Regions from separate parts of the Homo sapiens genome. Here region 2 is linked to region 1. A link is a loop called in an ENCODE intact Hi-C map of the cell type or tissue named here. Cell type or tissue: pancreas. All regions are shown on one strand. Each heading gives the region's core, and the rest is flanking DNA. Links, peaks and the distances in the headings are about the cores only.

Region 1 (10,096 bases), core at 790-8,789:
AAGCTTCCAACAGCACTCAGCGTGGGAGACCTGGCCGGGGCGGCCGTGAGGAGCAGTTTGCCGTGGGACCCCTAGCTCTGTGGCCCAGCCCTGCCCAGATGCCCTGACACATGCCCAAGGCCTGGGCAGGAGGACTCGTTCTGGGGATTCTGAAACAGAAGCTAGAAACCTCATCAGGCCTGGAGAATCAGACAGAGACTGCTCTGCCCAGAACCCCCGTCCGCAAGCAGGGCTGGGTGCAGGGCTCACACTCTGATCACTGCGAACCCTTCAGAAGCCACAGAGCCCTTCTGCCAGCTCCCCGGCCAGGGCTGCCCACCCTCTGTAGCTTGAGGTCTGAACCTCATGAGTTTTCTGTGGGCAGAGGGAAGCAGCCAAACCCAGGCTAGTATCTCTGGGTGGGACCCTCCTGGCAGCCAGCGCCCACCCCCTTCAGGACCACCCCTTCCCCTTGCACCTTGGCAAGATCCCCAGAACCCACCATCCTCCTTGGAGATTGAAGAGAAAGAACACCCAGGGTGGGGCCTTTGTAACCCCCCACCGGGTGGTTAGGGGCAGAGCAGAGGGTGTGGAGTAGGACAAGGGCCTGACCTTCCTCCCAGCAGCCCCTGGGGCCCCTTTGGACTGAAAGGTCAGGAGACAGAAGCAAGGAAGGAGGGCGGCTTGGGAGGCGGGGCCAGAGGCCCTGAGAAGGGCACCCATGAGGCAGGGCAGCCCGGGTGCCAAGAAGCTGCCCTCAGCCCCTCCCCCCATGCCACACCCCCAGTGGAACCTCCTGACTGTGAGCAGGAGTCACCGCCTCCAGGGAGCCCATGCCTGCATCACAAAGGAGGCCCAGAAGCCTTCAGGCAGCCTCAACTCAGCCCCAAGCCACTGCTCTCCCATCCCAGTCCCTGGAAATCCACCCACTTGGCCCAGCTCACCCCAACTCCAACCCACTGGGACCCAGTCTCCAGGGGCCTGACTGTGGGCGGCAGCCACTCCTGAGTGAGCAAAGGTGAGTTGTGCTGAAGGAAGGTACCCGGCCTGCTTTCCTGGGCCTTGAAACCCTCTCCAGGCCCTCTCCTGGGCCTTGAAACCCTCTCCAGGCGCTCAGCCCCTTTCTCAGGAGGCTGGGCAGGGCGTCCTGTGTGCAGTCTCGCCTGTGCCAGGGCAGGCAGCCCCCTCTGGCATACGGTTTATCTTACCCAAAGGACCCGCTGTCCCCCATCTGTAGTAACCTGGAGAGGCCACGAGTGTCCCCAGGGAGCCGCAGTGCCTTCGCCTCAGCAGACACTCCACACCTGCCCCGGGTACTTGGCTCAATTTGAAGGTGTTTATTTTGTGTGTGCCGTGGGGCACATGGAGCCGTCTGTGGATACCTGCAGGACAGAATGAATTCAGGACGCAGGAGCAGATTCATTAATTCTGACCAAAGAAAGAAGTTCGTGGAAGCTGAGCTCAGACTTGTCCAAATGATTGATCCATTCATTCATCATTCATTCATTCATTCACCCAACAGATAATGACCGAGGTCTCTGGGGTGGGGGTGCCAGTCTAGGTGAAGCGGCCCCCACAGAGGGTGCCCCTGCCCGTGGAGCTGACGTTCCCAGGGGGCTGCAGAAGTATCGAGGAGATGTGGAGGTGGAGCTGGGAGTCCCTGGAGAGACACAGAGCAGGGGAGGGGCTGGGGCTCCCCGAGTTGAACCCGAGGCCGAGCCAAGGAAGGCCCCACTGGGAAGGGGAGCTTGGCAGGAATCTGGGAGGCCTGCCTGGGTGGGTGGGGAGGGTGGGGGGAGAAACCTGGTGGGCCTGCCTGAGGGTAAGGGGAGGGCATAGTGAGAGGGGAGGAGGGCCAAAGAGGGTCCTGACATCAGGGCAAGGCCCGGCTCTTCCTCCAAGGGTTTGGCTACCAGGGGCCAGGGAGTGACGGCCTCTGATTCTAGTTACAGGCCCCTGGGCCCCTGTGGTGGGGATCAGTGGGTGAGACAGACCCCTCAGGGGGAGGTGATTGGTGGGGCCTGGAACAGGCAGCGAGTGGCAGGAATGAGAAAGGGTCCGACTGAGATGGGCTTGGAGGCTGAGGACTGGCGCGGGGTGTGGACGCAGGCAAGGGAGGCAGATGGCTCCAAAGTCCAGCTTCAGCCAGTGGCGGGATAGGGGTGTCTAGGGGCACAGCAGAGGGCGTCAAAGGAAGCATCTGAGGGTGTGTGGATGCATGAACGCTGCGGTTCACAGAGCCAGGGACTGAGAGAGGTGGCTGAGGGGACAGGAAGGGAGGAGCGAGGGACCTGGAGGAGAGGAGTGAGGTCCAGGTCCCCGTCCCCGCTCCTCACACAGCCAGAGGTCAGGGATCTCTGGAGGAGTCGCTGAAATGAGCTGGCCCAGCCACCTTTGCAGGGTGTTGCCCAGACAGGCTAAGGGACATCTAGGATCTCCCAGGGAGTCAGGGACAGAACTCAGGCAAAGTCCACAGCAGGGGGGCGGTGGGGTACAGGGGGGCGGAAGCACATTTAGCCCAGGTGCTGGCAGTCTCAGCAGCCAGTCCCTGACCCACCCACAGGCAGGACTGGGCCTGGCTTCCTTTCGCTGCTCCCACATTATCCGCCCTGCCTGGTACAGGGCTAAGCTGGGGCTCAGCACAGCAGGTGTGTGATTGCGTGTGACGACTGAAAGTGCTGGAAGGCCAAAGCACCCAGCCGCTTCCCTAGGACCGGGCAACTTCCCAGCAGGGCTCCGAGTGCCAGCGAGGGATGTGCACATCCATGCATGTGCTCACATATGTGCACACACACACAGACATGCACAGCCACACACCAGAGCACACGCACACACGTGCACACCCACACACACAATCATGCACATGCACATGAGCGCACACGCACAGGTGCACAATCACAGTCACACACGTGCACACACGAGCGTACACGCACACACGTGCATATCCACGCACACAATCATGCACATGCACACACAAGAGCACACGCACACAATGCACAGTCACACACATGCACACACGAGAGTACACGCACACAGGTGCATATCCACGCACATAATCATGCACACGCACACACGAGAGGACACACGTGCACACTCAGGCACACACGTGCATATCCACATAATGCACATGCACACATGAGAGCACACGCACACGTGCACAATCACACAGTCACACACGTGCACACACGAGTGTACACGCACACACGTGCATATCCGCACACATAATCATGCACACGCACACACGCGAGCACAGGCACACACGTGCAGTCACACACATGCACACACGAGGACACACACGTGCACACTCACTCACAGTCACACACATGCACACATGAGCGTAGACAGTGCATATCCACGCAATCATGCACACGCACACACGAGAGCACACGCACACACGTGCACACACACACATGCACACACCAGAGCGCACACACACGTTCACGCTCATGCAGTCATGCACATGCACACACCAGAACATGTGCACACGTGTGTGTACACGATCATACATCAGAACATATGCACACACGCACAGTCATACACATGCACACGCCCAACTACATGCACACACTCATTTGCACACATGTGTACACTCAGGTTCACACTCCCACACATACACGCACACTGGAGCACGCAGACTTGGGAGCCTCCTGAGTCCAGTGTCCTGTGCCCCAACCCTTCCTGCCCAGCTCCCTGTCCTGCCTACAGCAGCAGCCTGTGCCCAGCCGTGTGTGTCTTCAAGTGCTGCCCACTGCCCTGCTGGCTCCAGAAGGTGTCCCCTCCATAGTAACAGGGTCAGGGGACGACCAGAGCTGCACACCAGCCAGGTGGCTGCCAGGGTTGAGACTCAAGCCTGCCTGGCCCTGCAGATCCCTTCCTGGCCCACGTAGTCACCGCCTGTGTGGGTACCTACTGTTCTGGTGTCGCCCATCACTGGCTTCTGGGCTTCAACAGGAAAGGTGGGCTGGGAGCCCAGAAGCCCAAGTGGCCTCCCCGACAGCGTCCCTGACCTAGCGCTCAGGCCCACAGCTCCAAGACAACCAGCATGAGCAGCCCAGGGGGGGGGCTCCACTACAGGAGTCCCTTGACAGCACAGGAGCTGAGCCTCCTGGGTCCAGCTTGCGACCCCAAGCTGGGAGCATCCCAGTCCTAGAACCTCCATGCACTCAGAGATTCCGGCCCAGGGGTAGTGTGGAAAGTCCCGGGACCCAGTCACCCAGGGTTGTGAGCTTGGAGAGGGAGACGGGAAGAGTGTTCCAAAGGCACCCAGCGCCCGCTCCCAGCCAGCATCCGGCCCTTCCAGCCTCGGGCCGGGCTCGGGGAGCTCCACGCCCCTCTCCCCTCTCCCCTGCCCTGGGCCTGCAGGTTCCTCCGCGGTGCTCTCCCGTCCAGAGCCCTGCTGATGGGGAAGTCCGAAGGCCCAGTGGGGATGGTGGAGAGCGCCGGCCGTGCAGGGCAGAAGCGCCCGGGGTTCCTGGAGGGGGGGCTGCTGCTGCTGCTGCTGCTGGTGACCGCTGCCCTGGTGGCCTTGGGTGTCCTCTACGCCGACCGCAGAGGTGAGTGCGGGTGCCCCGCCCCCGCCTGTCCCCGTGCCCGCTCTCCGCGCTCGCCCCGCTGCACCTGCTGCAGGGTCCGCCTGCCCCCAGCCCGAGCCCGCCCGTCAGATGGGGCAGGTGGGTCTGCACTGGGCACCCAGGGGCTCCCGGGGCCGAGCTGCGGACTCAGAGGCGGCGGGAGGGGCACTGACCTGCAGGGAGCCCGCGGTCCCTTCCAGAAAGCTCTGCCCCGGCCCCGACTCCCGCGCGCTGCTTCTGCAGCTCCGCACCCGCCCGCCTCCGCCTCCGCCTCCGCCTCCGCCGGACTCCCGGAGGGTGGGGGGCGCAGACCCGTCGCCCGCCCCTCCGCCCACCCCCTCCCTGCCTGGCCGCGCAGCCCCGGCTGGGGACCACCGGCGTCCGTGTCCCTCCCGCCGCCCGGGCTCACCTGGCTGCCTCACTCCCCCGCTGCCATCCTGCGGAGAGACCTGAGGGTCCTGCCGCCCCCGCCCCGCTCAAGGCCGGGTCAGGTCACGGGACCACGGCGGGAAGGGGCCAGTCTGGGGTCCCACGGAGACAAAGGCGTGGCCAGGGCTGCTCGCTGGAACCTCGGGCTGTCCCGGGAACACTCCCCCCGCCCCCGGCTGTCCCGGGAACACTCCCCCCGCCCCCACGCCGGCCCCTCCCTTGATCTCCCCTCTTGGTTCAGGGGCTCCCAGGCACCCGTAGACCTGGTCACCTTCCAGCCGCCCCTGCCAGCCCCTCCGCAGGCACAGCCCTGGTCCCTCTGAGACCGGGCAGCGCGCACACATCGGGGAGCAATGCTCACCCCCGGGGCAGGTGCGTAGGGCGCTCCCACCGTGGCAGGCACCGGACTCAGAGCTCATGGCGGACCTCGCACCCCAGGTCCAACAATGGGGCGCCTCAGCCTGTGTTACTAGAATGCCCCCTCATGTCTGGAGCCCTGCGCACTGCCTGGGACCATCCCTCCACCCCTGCGGGAGGCTGTGTCTGTGAAGCAGAAGTGGGTGCTGCCTGTGGATGTGCAGGGCGTCCCGGCCCGGGGCTGCATGGCTGGCCACTGTACAGTGTGGCTGCTGCCCAGACCGCAGCCCCTGGCCCTCTAGGGTCTCCCCTGGGACAGAGGGGTCCTGCGACCTCCATGGGCGGTGGGCAGTGGGGGAGGGAAAGGCTCACTCACACTGAGGAACCCAGAGCCCAAGGGAAGCTCTGTTCAGAGCCTGCTGGGCTCAAAACACCTGCTTTCCAGGCTTTCATAAAACAAGGCTGACCCCACACACACCCCCAGCTGTGGGGTAGGAGGAGGCCTCTCTTCTTCTGGGTCGTGCCAAAGGGCCTGAGCCCACCCATCCCAGAGAGACCCTCCCTGCCCAGCCAGGTGCCTCGGGAGTGCCCCACGGTGCCATGGATCTCAGCAAAGCCTGCCTCCACCCACTCCAGTGTGGAAACGGGCCCTGGACCCCCTCCCTCCAGGGCGGCAGAGCCCTCTGTTCCCCGTCAAGACCCCCCACCAGGAATGACCCCACAGCTGACCTTGGCCTCAGTCCAGGATTGTTTGTGGAAGGTTTTCTAAGCAGTTATTATCATTTATTTCTGTGTATTTTCTCATTTCCATTATGACTTTTTCATTGACTTATAAGTCATTTAGAAATTTTTTTAATTTCCAGACATGAGTTTTTAGTTACTTTTTTAAAATTATTGATTTCTAACTTAACTGTGTTGTCAGAAACCATGGTTTATGCCATTATTTATGTGGTTCTTTCTTTGATATTTGCTGGGCTTGCTTTGGGGCTAACACTTGATCGATTTTATAAATAAGCCCTGTGTGCTGCGGAATAGGCTCAATCACCAAATGCTGAGTGATGGTGTCTATCTACATCCACTAGATCAATCAAGTCTTCTACATATTGGCTCTTTTTCCATTCTCTTGATCTCAAAAGAATGAAAGATTTGGAAAGATCAAGAAAATGATTTCTTAAAATCATGTACTGAAGTGTGTATGCTAAAATCTTGCACTAAAGAATCACCCGTTCTTGTAGTTACATCAAATCTTACCTAATTTACCTATTTAAGGCGATATTACTATGTGAACGCAAATTTAGGTATGAATTATAAAATTAGTTTCATAAATTTAATATTGTAGTAAGATACACATATGAAGTTAATATATCTTTCACTTCGTGAAACTGTGTAGTCACCGTTTCTGACTTAACAAGGCTTTTTGCCTTAAATCCTGTTGAGCCTGACATGAGTACTAGCTACTCAGCATTTGCTGTGTCTATTTTTTCCATTCTTTTTCTTTGAAACTTTTCATCTCCTTAGCTTTAGATGTGTCTCTTTCAATCGTGTATGGCTGGATTGGGGGTTTGTCTATCTTTTAATTGGAGGATTTTGTTGGTTTATAATTACCAGGACAACTAAAATGTATGTGTTTCCTATTGTGTTGTTTTGTGTGTCTCATTCGTTTTTTTCTCTTTTCTTGCCTTGTTTTGGATCAACCTATCATTATTTCCTCTATTTTCCCTCAACTAACTTGGAAGTTTTGTATTTCTATCTTTTCGACAGTTATCTTAGATTTTTTTGTTTTAATTATTTTTAAAGTTATAAACTTTCTTTTATAAAATCAAATGTTTTTACAAAAATGACAGTGAGAAATACAGTCTCATGTCCATCCTAGAATTCTACTCCTCCAAAACAACTGTATTCATTTTCTAGTACAGGGGTTGGCAAACTATGGCCCATAGGCCAAATCTGGCCCCTTGCTTCTTTTTGTATATAAAGTTTTATTGGAACACAGCCAGACCCATTCATTTATGTATCATCTATGGCTACTTTCCTGCTAGGACAGCAAAGTTGAACAGGTGAGATGAAGCATGTATGTGGCCCACAAAGCCTCAAATATTTACATCTGGCTTTTTACAGAAGTCCAACCCCAAGACTGGAGTGCCCCTCGTGTATAAACCTGGTCTGTGAACCCTTCTCTCTTTATCGTACAGTTTAGATCATGAGGAGGCATTATCAGATTGTGGCTAGCACCCAGGCTCACAGTTTTTGACCACTCAGAAAGCTCAATCCACATACCTCTTCCCCAAATTTCTTTGTCACCAATTTTCCAATCATACTTCTTCCAAGTCCCTGACCATCCAGCCAAACCATTGGCTACAGCCCATGAATCGGTACATAATCGCATCGCACATCTGGCCTCTTCTCCTTCCAAGCAAAGTGCACAACAAGGTACGCTGCTTGAAGTTCTGCCCACTGGGAAGATTTCCCTTCACCGCTGTCCTTCATGGATGTCCTGGAAAGGGGCTATAGTGCTGCAGCTGTCCACTTGTGGGTGGTGCCTTCATATCATGCAGAACCATCTGTGAATCAGGCCCTAGTCTTCTCTTCCTCTGTCCACTGGTCATAGGGAACTCCCCATGAGGCTATCGGTGCAGGCTGGAGGAGAGAAGGCAGGGTGGGAGGAGTGAAGACCATGGGCATTTGAGCCACTTCCTCATGTAACTTACTTGTGCCTTCAGGACTTGCTTGAGCCCGATCTTGTATATACCACTTCCATTTGATGATGGAATGCCGCTGTGCATGACCCACTTTATGGCTAGATGGGTCAGAAAGCACCCAGTTCATGATAGGAAGTTCAGGTCGCATGGTGACTTGGTGATCCGTAGTCAAACGTTCACTTTCCACCAAAGCCCAGTAACGGGCCAAGAGCTGTCTCAAAAGGAGAGCAGTTAACTGCAGAAGATAGCAGGGCCCCGCTCCAAAATCCTAGAGGGCTCCGCTGTGATTCACCCACAGGGGCCTGCCAAAGGCTCCAAACAGCATCCCTATCTATCTGCCACTGACACTCCAGGCACCGTTGGATCTGCTGGGTCATACAGCCCAAGTGGCAGAGCAGCTTGCCCAGCAGCCTGGACCTGTTGCAGAGCCTGCTCCTGTTCTGGACCCCGCTCGACACTGGCAGCCTTTTGGATCACTTGATAAATGGGCTGAAGTAACTCGCCCAGATGAGGAGTGTGCTGCCTCCAGAATCCAAACAGGCCCACTAGGCCCGAGACACCTTGTCTCAGATGAAACTTTGGACTCGGAATTTTGAGTTAATGCCGGAATGAGTTCAGACTTTGGGGGACTGTTGGGAAGGCATGATTGGTTTCAAAATGTGAGAAGGACATGAGATTTGGGAGGGGCTGGGGGCAGAATGATATAGTTTGGCTCTGCGTCCCCACCCAATCTCATGTCAAATTGTAATCCTCATGTGTCAGGGGAGAGGCCTGGTGGGATGTGATTGGATCATGGGAGTGGATTTCCCTCTTGCAGTTCTCGTGATAGTGAGTGAGTTCTCACGAGATCTGGTTGTTTGAAAGTGTGCAGCTCCTCCCCCTTCGCGCTCTCTCTCTCCCCTGCTCCACCATGGTGAGACGTGCTTGCGTCCCCTTTGCCTTCTGCCATGATTGTAAGCTTCCTCAGGCGTCCTAGCCACGCTTCCTGTACAGCCTGAGGAACTGGGAGTCAATGAAACCTCTTCTCTTCATAAATTACCCAGTTTCAGGTAGTTCTTTCTAGCAGTGTGATAATGGACGATACAAGTAGAGACTGAGATCAATAGCATTTGCACTGGGCCTGGAACACACTGTTAAGAACGTAAGAGCTATTGCTGTCATTAGTAATATTCTGTATTATTGGCAACATCATCACAATACACTGCTGTGGGAGGGTCTGAGATACTTCTTTGCAGACTCCAATATTTGTCAAAACATAAAATCAGGAGCCTCATGAATAGTGTTTAAATTTTTACATAATAATACATTGCACCATTTGGTATATGAGTCTTTTTGAAATGGTATATGCAGGACGGTTTCCTAATATACAGAATCAGGTACACCTCCTCTTCCATCAGTGCGTGAGTGTGAGGGATTGAATTCCTCTGGTTAGGAGTTAGCTGGCTGGGGGTTCTACTGCTGTTGTTACCCACAGTGCACCTCAGACTCACGTTTCTCCAGCAATGAGCTCCTGTTCCCTGCACTTAGAGAAGTCAGCCCGGGGACCAGACGGTTCTCTCCTCTTGCCTGCTCCAGCCTTGGCCTTCAGCAGTCTGGATGCCTATGACACAGAGGGCATCCTCCCCAAGCCCTGGTCCTTCTGTGAGTGGTGAGTTGCTGTTGCTGGTCAGTACTAGGCTCGGGCTGGAGGTGGGGGCTCTCTGGTGTCGTGGCCCAGTCTCAGGCTTAGGCAGGCCTAGTATACCTGGGGCTGGGGATGCACCTCTTGGCATCCCTACCACATCCCCATGTCAACCAAGCTTCGCCCTGTGCCTGAGTTGCCCACCCCTCCTCTAGAGGCAGGAGACTGCTTGATGTCAGTCTAGGATTCTGGGCCCACAAGGATCTCCTGCCCTTCCATGGGCCGGGGATTTTTACTCCTGACCCTCCTACAGAACAGGGGATTTGCCTGGTTCCTGGGCGTGAGAGGGGTTACACCTGCCTCAGTGGTTTAAAGCTTTTGCTGCCTGCCAGACGAGTATAGTTTCATGTCTCAGCCAAAGCAGGTCCCTGCCTCCATCC
Region 2 (8,922 bases), core at 923-8,922, 210 kb after region 1:
TCTCCGCTCACTGCAGCCTCCGCCTCCTGGGTTCAAGTGATTCTCCTGCCTCAGCCTCCTGAGTAGCTGGGATTACAGGTGGCCGCCACCACGCACGTCTAATTTTGTGTTTTTTGTTTTTTGTTTTTTTGAGACGGAGTCTTGCTCTGTTGCCCAGGATGGAGTGCAGTGGAGCAATCTCAGCTCACTGCAACCTTCGCCTCCCGGGTCCACACCATTCTCCTGCCTCAGCCTCCCGAGTAACTGGGACTACAGGCGCCCGCCACCATGCCCAGCTAATTTTTTTATTTTTAGTAGAGACAGGGTTTCACTGTGTTAGCCAGGATGGTCTCGATCTCCTGACCTCGTGATCCGCCCGCCTTGGCCTCCCAAAGTGCTGGGATTACAGGCATGAGCCACCGCGCCCGGCCTAATTTTGTGTATTTTTAGTAGAGATGGGGTTTTGCCATGTTGGCCAGGCTGGTCTCAAACTCCTGATCTCAAGTGATCTGCCTGCCCCAGCCTCCCAAAGTGCTGGGATTATAGCTGTGAGCCACCGCACCTGGCCTCAGCCTTTAAAAAGGAAGAAATTCTGTCATTTTCAACAACATGGATGGAACTGGAGAACATCAAGTTAAGTGATATAAGCCAAACCACAGGAGACAAATACCACATCTTCTCACTTATATGTAGAATCTAAAACACCTGAGCTCATAGAAGCAGGGTAGAAAGCTGGTCCCTAGAGGCCAGGGTTTGGGGAATGGGGAGATGATGGCCAAAGGGTGCCAGGCCTCAGTTAGACAGGAAGGGTATGTTTTGTGGTTTGGGGGAATTTTTTAGTTCTGTTGTGCAGCATGGTGAATATAATTAATAATAGAGTTTCGTGCATTTCAAAACTGCTAAGAGTACATGTCAAATGTTCTCACCACAAAAGATGGTAAATATCTGAGGTGATGGTTATGTTAATTAGCTTGATTTAAACTGAAATGATTGTATTTAAAAATCATAACATCACTATCTACCTCATAAATATATACAACTATAATCTGTCAAATATATACTTTTAAAAATGAAATTTAAAAATAAACAGGCCGGGCACAGAGGCTCATGCTGGGAGGCCAGGGTGGGAGCACCACTTGAAGACAGGGTTTGAGGCTGAAATCACCCCTGTAAACTTTATAAAATTATTCAGAGAAGAAGGGAGGGGGAGAAGGGAAAATGAACTAAGCTGGTGGTGCAGGCAGCGTCACGACGAGGTGGGCTGGCTCTCTGACCTCTCCTCATAACTGTTGCTGCCTACTGCCCCAGAATCACACAGACCCCGTCCCAAGATCATAGTTCCCCTAACTACCATAGAGAGAACAACTTAAACATTGTAAAAGGTTGATTTCCATCTGAGATGCTCTTTCAGGTCCTGCATAACAGTAAAATTACTGATGCCAGCTGGTGGGAAGGACCTCACAGGAGCTGACTCACCAGCAAATGCATTTTCCACCTCCTGATTTCATCCCCCTTACCCCAACAAGTCAGTGACCCCAGCTTCTCCAGCCCCTCACCCTCCATAATCTCCTTAAGAACCCCAGCCCAGAACTCCAGGGGAGGTGGATTTGAGGGTCTCCTCCCATCTCCTTGCTTGGCACCTGCAATCATTAAGCTTTCTCTGCTGCAAACCCTGCTGTCTCCGTGTATCGGTTGGTTACTGTGCAGAGGGCACACCAACCTGGTGGCCTTGTAACAAGAACAGCAGGGACAACAGAGCAAGATCCCATCTCTTTAAAAAAAATAGCTGGGTGTGGGGGGATGTGCCTGTGGTCCCAGCTACTCAGGAAGCTGAGGCAGGAGGATTGCTTCAGCCCAGGAGTTCGAGGTTACGGTGAACTGTGATGGTGCCACTGCATTCCAGCGTGGGGGACAGAGCAAGACCTTGTCTCTAAAACAAACAAACAACAAACAAACAAACAAACAAAAAAACTAAATAAAACCCTCTCCAAAACAACACAAAACAGCAAATTGCAGGATCTGTTGCCAATAATAAAATTCAGGCTTAGGTAAAAATCAGCATTTTGGAAAACTTGTATTCATCACTGTGAGTCTATCAGCTTCCAAATATTTAAAGGCTTTTATCGTGAGATCGGGGTGATAGTAATGTGATTTTGGGATAATATTTAATAAAACGTGTCAAGATTTGAAAAATCTGCATAACTCAGTAAACCAATATTTTTCAAATTATTAATACCAAAACATGGTCTTCCAAAATTATGCACAGGTAAATTTCCACTCAAAGTGAAAAACAGGGCCAGGTACAGCGGCTCATGCCTGTAATCCCAACACATTAGGAGGCTAAGGTGGGAGGATCACTTGAGGCCAGGAGTTTGAGGCCACAGTGAGCTATGATGGTACCACTGCACTCCAGCCTGGGCAACAGAGCAAGACCCTTTCTCAAAACATAACAAAAACAAAAAACAAAGTAAAAACAGACCAACAGATGATAATGTAACACAACAGATGATAATGTAACAATACAAAAAGTCCATTGGCACGGTTTCAGATTCTGTTATCGCAACAACCTGTAAGAAACTCTACCATTCATCCAGTCCGGGTGTACCATCAGAGAAGAGTGTCCATGATTACCTGAAAAGGCGGCTCAGCCCTGTGAGGCCAGATCTCTTCACTGATTTCAACCAAAACACACTGCGACAGATGCAACGCAGATGCAGACAAACATTCAAGAGACTGCAAAACTGCAAAGCCACGTCCCTCTTCTCACTGGATTTTTTTGTTTTGAAAGTATTTTTCATAAAATGTTAACGTGTTATTTCTATTAACATGTCATTAGTTTATGGGTTTTTGTTTGTTTGTTTGTTTTTTGAGGTGGAGTCTTGCACTGTCCTCCAGGCTGGAGTGCACTGGCGCGATCTCGGCTCACTGCAACTTCCACCTCCTGGGTTCAAGCGATTCTCCTGCCTCAGCCTCCCGAGTAGCTAAGATTACAGGCACCTGCCACCATGCCCGGCTAATTTTTGTATTTTTAGTAGAGACATGGTTTCCATGTTGGCCAGGATGGTCTCAAACTCCTGGCCTCAGGTGATCCTCCTCCTTCAGCCTCCCAAAGTGCTGGGATTACAGGCGTGAGCCACTGCGCCTGGCCTTTTCTTCTTTTTTTGAGATAAAGTCTTGCTCCGTCGCCTGGGCTGGAGTGTAGTGGCGTGATCTTGGCTCACTGCAGCCTCTGCTTCCCAGGTTCAAGCAATTCTCCCGCCTCAGCCTCCTGTGTAGCTGAGATTACAGGCATGCGCCACCACGCCCAGCTAATTTTTGTATTTTTAGTAGAGACGGGGTTTCACCATGTTGGCCAGGCTGGTCTCAAACTCCTGGCCTCAGGTGATCCTCCTGCCTTGACCTCCCAATGTGCTGGGATTACAGGTGTGAACCACTGTGCCTGGCCCGTTGTTATTTTCAATAAGACTTCATGAATATTTTCATATTTTTTTATGAAGGTGGTGTAAACATGTGGTGTAAATATTCCCACTTGAGCCCACAGAGCACAGAGTGGGGAAGAGATGGACAGTATCATACGGCATTTCCACTAGACAGACACACACAGACTGCACCCAGATAACAGCGTGGATCACAGTAAGCTAGAAATAATTAGGAAGCAATACATTTTGAGTATTTATTTCCTTTGCTTTTTATAGTATTTCTGTGTTTTACATAATTTAATTACTTTAATTTGATTTGAATAATGGTTGTGTCCAACAACCAGCTGATGAGATTACTGGAGATGCTACCGTAGGTTCTGGTGAGCACGTGCAAGCCTGCTCCAGCACACACTACAGACAGCACCCCAAAACCAAAGCTCCTTGGGCTTCTCAACAGCTGCTAAGAGTGTTGGGGCCAGATGCAGTGGCTCACGTCTGTAACCCCAGCACTTTGGGAGGCCAAGGAGGGTGGATCATCTGATGTCAGGAGTTCGAGACCAGCCTGGCCAACGTGGTGAAATTCCGTCTCTACTAAAAATACAAAAATTAGCCAGGCGTGGTGGCGCATGCCTGTAATCTCAGCTACTCAGGAGGCTGAGGCAGGAAAATCGATTGAACCCGGGAAGCAGAGGTTGCAGTGAGCCGAGATCGCACCACTGCACTCCAGCCTGGGTGAGACTCTGTCTCAAAAAAAAAAAAAAAAGTGTGAAGGGATACTAAGGCCAAAACATTTGCACCCCACTAATAGTGATTAAAATACTCGCACCAGAACAACACAGCATTCTGGAAAATACAAAAAACGAGATACACACTCAACGCTCCTCAGAAGGAGTCCCAAGGGGGAAGAGATACTGATGTGGGTAAAGGCAATGAATCGATCGATCACTCACTCCACCCTCCAATCGAGAGAGGAGCGACTCCCACAGCCCTCCAGGCCTGAGGCCTGAAGAGGAGATTTTTCAAAATGGGGGTCTCTGGGTCAGAGGTCAGCTTGAAGCCTGCCCTTAAACTCTCCCTCTCTGACTCAGTTTCCTCATCTGTAAAGCGGGGTGCAAAGAGTGTGCCCCAGCCCTGGGGTCCTGAGAAGCTGGACCTGGCAGGCGGACTTGAGGCCCTTCCTGTGGTCCAGCTCCGGGACTCCCCAGCCCTCGGGGCTCTTTCTGCAGCCCCTACCTACCGGGACATAACCGTTCAGCCCCGCATCCCACTGTGGATCCGCAACCCCGCCCCTGCCTGGACCTTCTCCCCTTGCCAGCATCACTGGGCCCCACAGGCCCCCACACCCACCTCTCGAAGGAGGTGGAAGCTTTCAGACCTGCACCTGGGAAGCTTTGTCCTGAAATCACAGGGCAGGGGGCTGAAAGTGGAATCGAGCAGCGGGAGGAAGGACAAGAGGTAGGTGCTGCCTGGATGCCCCCCAGACACTGGCTCCTTTGGGATCCAAGTCTTGGGGAGGAGTTGGGGTCAGCTGAGAGGGATGTGAGGTAGGGGCTGGGGCGGGGGGCCTGTCTGAGTCCTTAACTCAGCACTGATGAGCTCCTGACCAATGACCAGAGATGGCGGGGAGTGGGGAGGCAGGTTACTGTTGCTGTGCCTGCCCCCACCCCCATAGCTGTACCCAGGCTACTGGGGAGGCAGCACAGGAGGGGGTAGTGGGGGGAGCGCACAAAGGGGTTGCCTGGGGGTGGGGGGGGGACTTGGCCTGCTATGCTTGAACTTTGAGTTGGCAAGAGCCGACTACGGGCAGCAGGTGCAGCAGTTCCGAGGCAGAAAGGGCCTGGCTGGCCCCAGCCCAGGGCTGGCTTGAGGGTCCCAGTCCAGCTTCTACGGACAGCTTCAGATTAATCCCCCAAGGATGAATATGGTGGAGCCCACAGGAAGAAGGATGAGCGGCCCCCAAGTCTCCAGAGCCCCATGTCACCACCTCCACCAGAGCCAGCAGCGCCTCCTCAAAGCTGGCCCCCGGGTCTGTGGATGCCAGGGTCAGGCACGGGGATCCCTGCATTGAGCTCCGGGCAAGAAGAGCCAGTGAGGTGGTGGGGTGGTAGATCTGGAGAGCCCCGGGCCCCTGCCTGCTCCCCTTCCGCCCTCACCGGCCTCACATCCCCAGGGGAGACCCTGCACCCCACTGCCATGGGAGGCGCCTCTGTCAACAACAAGTGGAAAACCCCCCCGACCAACGGCCGAGGCCCGGGCCTCAGAGTGTGGACCAGCTCCGCACAGGCGCCCCTTCGATCCCCTCTGGACAATTATTGTCTCTTCACAATCAGTGGGAAACTCAAGGACCAGCAAATAGGACCTCCAGGGCCAACCAGGAATGGCACGGCTGAGCCAGGGGTGCTGAGGGAAGGGGCTGGCAGGGGATAGATGGATTTACGGATGGATAGACAGACAGCAGCACAGCCCAAGGCCTCCACTGTGGATTGAAGCTCGACCGTGCAGACCAGGCCGGCAGCCTGGGAGGGGACAGATGACCGCAGGTGGGAAGGGTCAGGGCAGGCTCTCCTGGGACGGGCCCCACGCAGGGAAGGGCAAGGAGCTGGGCAGACAGATGGGGGAGCCTCAGACGCCACATCCTTGGCCAGGTGTCACATGCCCCAGCCAGAGGATGAGCCGTGCCAACCGCAGAGAGAGGCGTCGGGCACAGACCCCGAGGATGGGGAGGTGAGCAGGTCCTCTCTCGGGTAGGGGAGTGGTAGGAAGAATCAAGGGCTACTTGGCTGCAACCCCAATAAGCCAGGTTTTGCGCCAGCATTTCCCCACCCAGTGTGGGCTGAGGTGGGCAGAGACCTGGGCATAACTGGGCACTGGGAGATCAGCAGCCAGGGAGAGGGGGACAGCCAAGTCGAGGCCATGTGCAAAGGAGAGGCCGTCATAAGCGCACAGGTCAGGTGTCTGCGGAGCACACGGCTCACTCCCACTCGCACAGACAGGACCTGCGGAGGCAGGCGGGCAGGCTCAGGAGTCCAGGACGGCACCCCTGGAACTTGGGGAGCCTTTGCCTGACTGAAGATCCTGAGCCCTGAGGAGCAGCCTCGTGGGGAGCCCTTATTGTCCATCGGGCATCAAATGCCAGGTTCAGAACTCCTGAAGGAGGCGGGTCAGAGGAGAACAGGAGTGGATGACCCACACCATTCAGCCGTCCGAGGGAGGCAGTGGGTGGGGCCCAATGCCAGCCATGGCCCCGGGGCCCCTCCTTCTAGCACGTGGTGGAGCAGAACGACCAGAGCCCTGCCCCCTCCACTGAGACCCCCAGAGCTCGCTGCAGGAGCCCCCATGCCTGACCCTGGCATCCAGACCCGGGAGCCAGCTTTGATAACTAAAACACCCCCACTCCTGTCTCTCTCGGTCTAACTGAAGGCGCCCAGAGGAATGCTGGACGCTGTCACTGTCGGCAGCTGCTCATCGGTGTGAATCAGTTCAGTGCAGTTTCCAAAAAACAAAATTCAGAAACCAACTAGCTATGGGGCTGAAGACAGAGCAACGTGGGCTCTGCCCGGAATTCTCGGGGGCACCTGCCGTGATGGGTGTCTGCCTCGCACCGGTCACACGTCTTCACTGCGCTGACTCCACAGCTCCTGCAGGTTCCTGAGTGCCTGCGTGTTCGCGTTTGGGGGCAGGACACAGGGATGCCCTGGGCTCAGCCTCTTCTCACCAGAGTCTAAATGCCTGCAAAGCCCTGAGCTGGGGGTCCGAGGCAGGCCCCGGAGGGCACCCCACACATGTGCCATCCTGAGTCCTCTCATAACCCGGGAGGCAGGGGCCTCTATTCCCCCACTTGACAGGTGAGGAAGCTGAGGCCAGGGAAGACCAGGAGCTGCTCAAGGTCACACCTCAGCGCAGAGGCTGTAGCCCCTGCCCGTCCCCTCCTCCCAGGGCTGCCTGGCTCCCAGCCCTGACTCTGCCTTAGGGGAGGCTGTGTGGGGAAGGTGGCGTGGCAGTGCCTCAGGAGGTGGCTCCCAGGTGCCCTCCAGCCAGCACACAGCCCCTCACCGGCTGGCCACACTCAGCACAGCCCAGGCTATGCAGTGCTCGCAGGACAGGGCCGGACTCTCCACAGCCCATCCAGATGCCCACATCCAGAGTGGACGCCATTCCAGCTTGGGCCTCCCTCGTGGGTCCTCTCCGGCCTTGCCTAGTACCCACAGGTCCTGGGCTCACTCTCCTGGGAACCCCACCCTGTGTGATTCCAGACTCACCAGGCCCCCTCCCTCCGGCCTCACAGAGGAGGCTGGGAAGCTGGGCAGGGCCCACCCTTAGTGCCCCCCAACCCAACAATCCCAGCCTCCACTTGTCAGAAAAGGCCATGCCTCTCACATGGACAGAGCCCTCCCTCACTCTTACCAGTGCAAAGTCTCTTCCTCCAGGAAGTCCTCCCAGATCTCCTTTTTGGGGGACCCTTGGTTTCCAGCCCCTAGTTATCAGCCGGTTCACCCCAGATGACAGCTGCACACCAGGACCCCTCATTTCCTATCAGCGAGGTCATGGTGCCCAGCACCCCTCCCCAATCCCAGCGACAGGTAGAGACTGGGACACAGGTATGGGCAAACTGACCTGGGATTCACCTTGTGCCTGCCTTGGACCAGGCATGGCCTCTCTGGCCATCAGTTTCTCAACTCTGCCACAGGCCCATGCCCCTCTCTCCACAGACCCCTCCCCATTTCTCTTTCCTGTCCTAGCTCCCTCAAGGTCCTAAGAGCAGCCCAGAGCCCCAGAGCCCCAGGGCCCCCCCAGGCTGGCTCTGCTGTCAGACCCACAGTTCTGCCAGGAATTCATTCCTGCTGGTCCCCGGCCAACACAGGGACACAGGCAGAGCCCCGGACCACCTGCCCGAGCCCCAAAATCACCCAACATCACTTCCCAGGCCAGCCCATGCCCACACCAACCCTCTGCACTCTGCACCCCTGTCCTAACCTCACCTGCTAAACCCTGGCCCAGGCACTGTTTCCCACGGAGGCTCCAGGAGGCCTTCATCCACCAGCACTTCCTGCCTCTGGCTGCCGGGCCCCGCCCTCCCCATCTTGGCTCTGGGGCCTCTGCCTGACTGTGCCCACCCAGGGCTCACTTCCCCTCCCTGGGCCCAGTGCCGCCCGCTGCCCACCCTCCCCAGCTCACACTCTGCAGGTACCTCCAGGTCCTGGGTCTGCCACAGACGGGTGGAGTGCGGCTCCCAGGGCCTCCAGCCAGGCAGACGAACCCGTTCTCCTGGTTTGTGGCTGGCACTGCGAGGGGCTTCCCGAGGGCCGCACCCTACAGTCCCTGTACTCGGGGCCAGCTTGTGGGTGGCCCTTCCTCAATCCCCAAACCCATGTATAGCTAAAGAGAAGGGAGGGGACACTGCCACACCCCTGAAGCCAGAACTGCCATGCTGGGCAGGAGCCACTCCCCTCAAGCAGCACCAGCGCCCACTTTGCCCACCCAGGGACCCCGACCTGCTGCGTCCAGCTCCTGGGCCCACCCTGCC

What was found. Peaks named below come from ENCODE experiments on the same cell type or tissue, not always from the same donor. Only the 100,000 strongest peaks of a DNase experiment are listed, where the experiment ranks them.
Region 2: a loop joins it to region 1, with 2.6 times the contacts of the local background. A loop is called at or near these places in 51 of 110 quality-filtered maps.

The regions. Positions count from the first base shown.
Region 1 is chr1:2,623,767-2,633,862 of GRCh38, reverse strand. It overlaps MMEL1 (membrane metalloendopeptidase like 1), which reads left to right and starts at 847. Exons shown (of 24, transcript NM_033467.4): 1 at 847-997; 2 at 4,342-4,532. The coding sequence starts at 4,379. It overlaps MMEL1-AS1 (MMEL1 antisense RNA 1), which reads right to left and starts at 5,107. Exons shown (of 3, transcript NR_183343.1): 1 at 4,960-5,107; 2 at 1,188-1,361. RefSeq lists an enhancer at 2,617-3,117 and silencers at 4,299-4,593, 8,291-8,540. In pancreas, for the core only: no CTCF peak of the experiment used is centred there; DNase peaks (open chromatin) are centred at 4,532, 5,032, 5,062 and 5,492; H3K27me3 peaks cover 3,121 bases.
Region 2 is chr1:2,416,194-2,425,115 of GRCh38, reverse strand. It overlaps a transcript of PLCH2 not described here. Among named protein-coding and RNA genes, the nearest start is that of PEX10, 8.1 kb to the right of the region's middle. In pancreas, for the core only: no CTCF peak of the experiment used is centred there; DNase peaks (open chromatin) are centred at 7,065, 7,525, 8,235, 8,545 and 2 weaker places; H3K27me3 peaks cover 401 bases.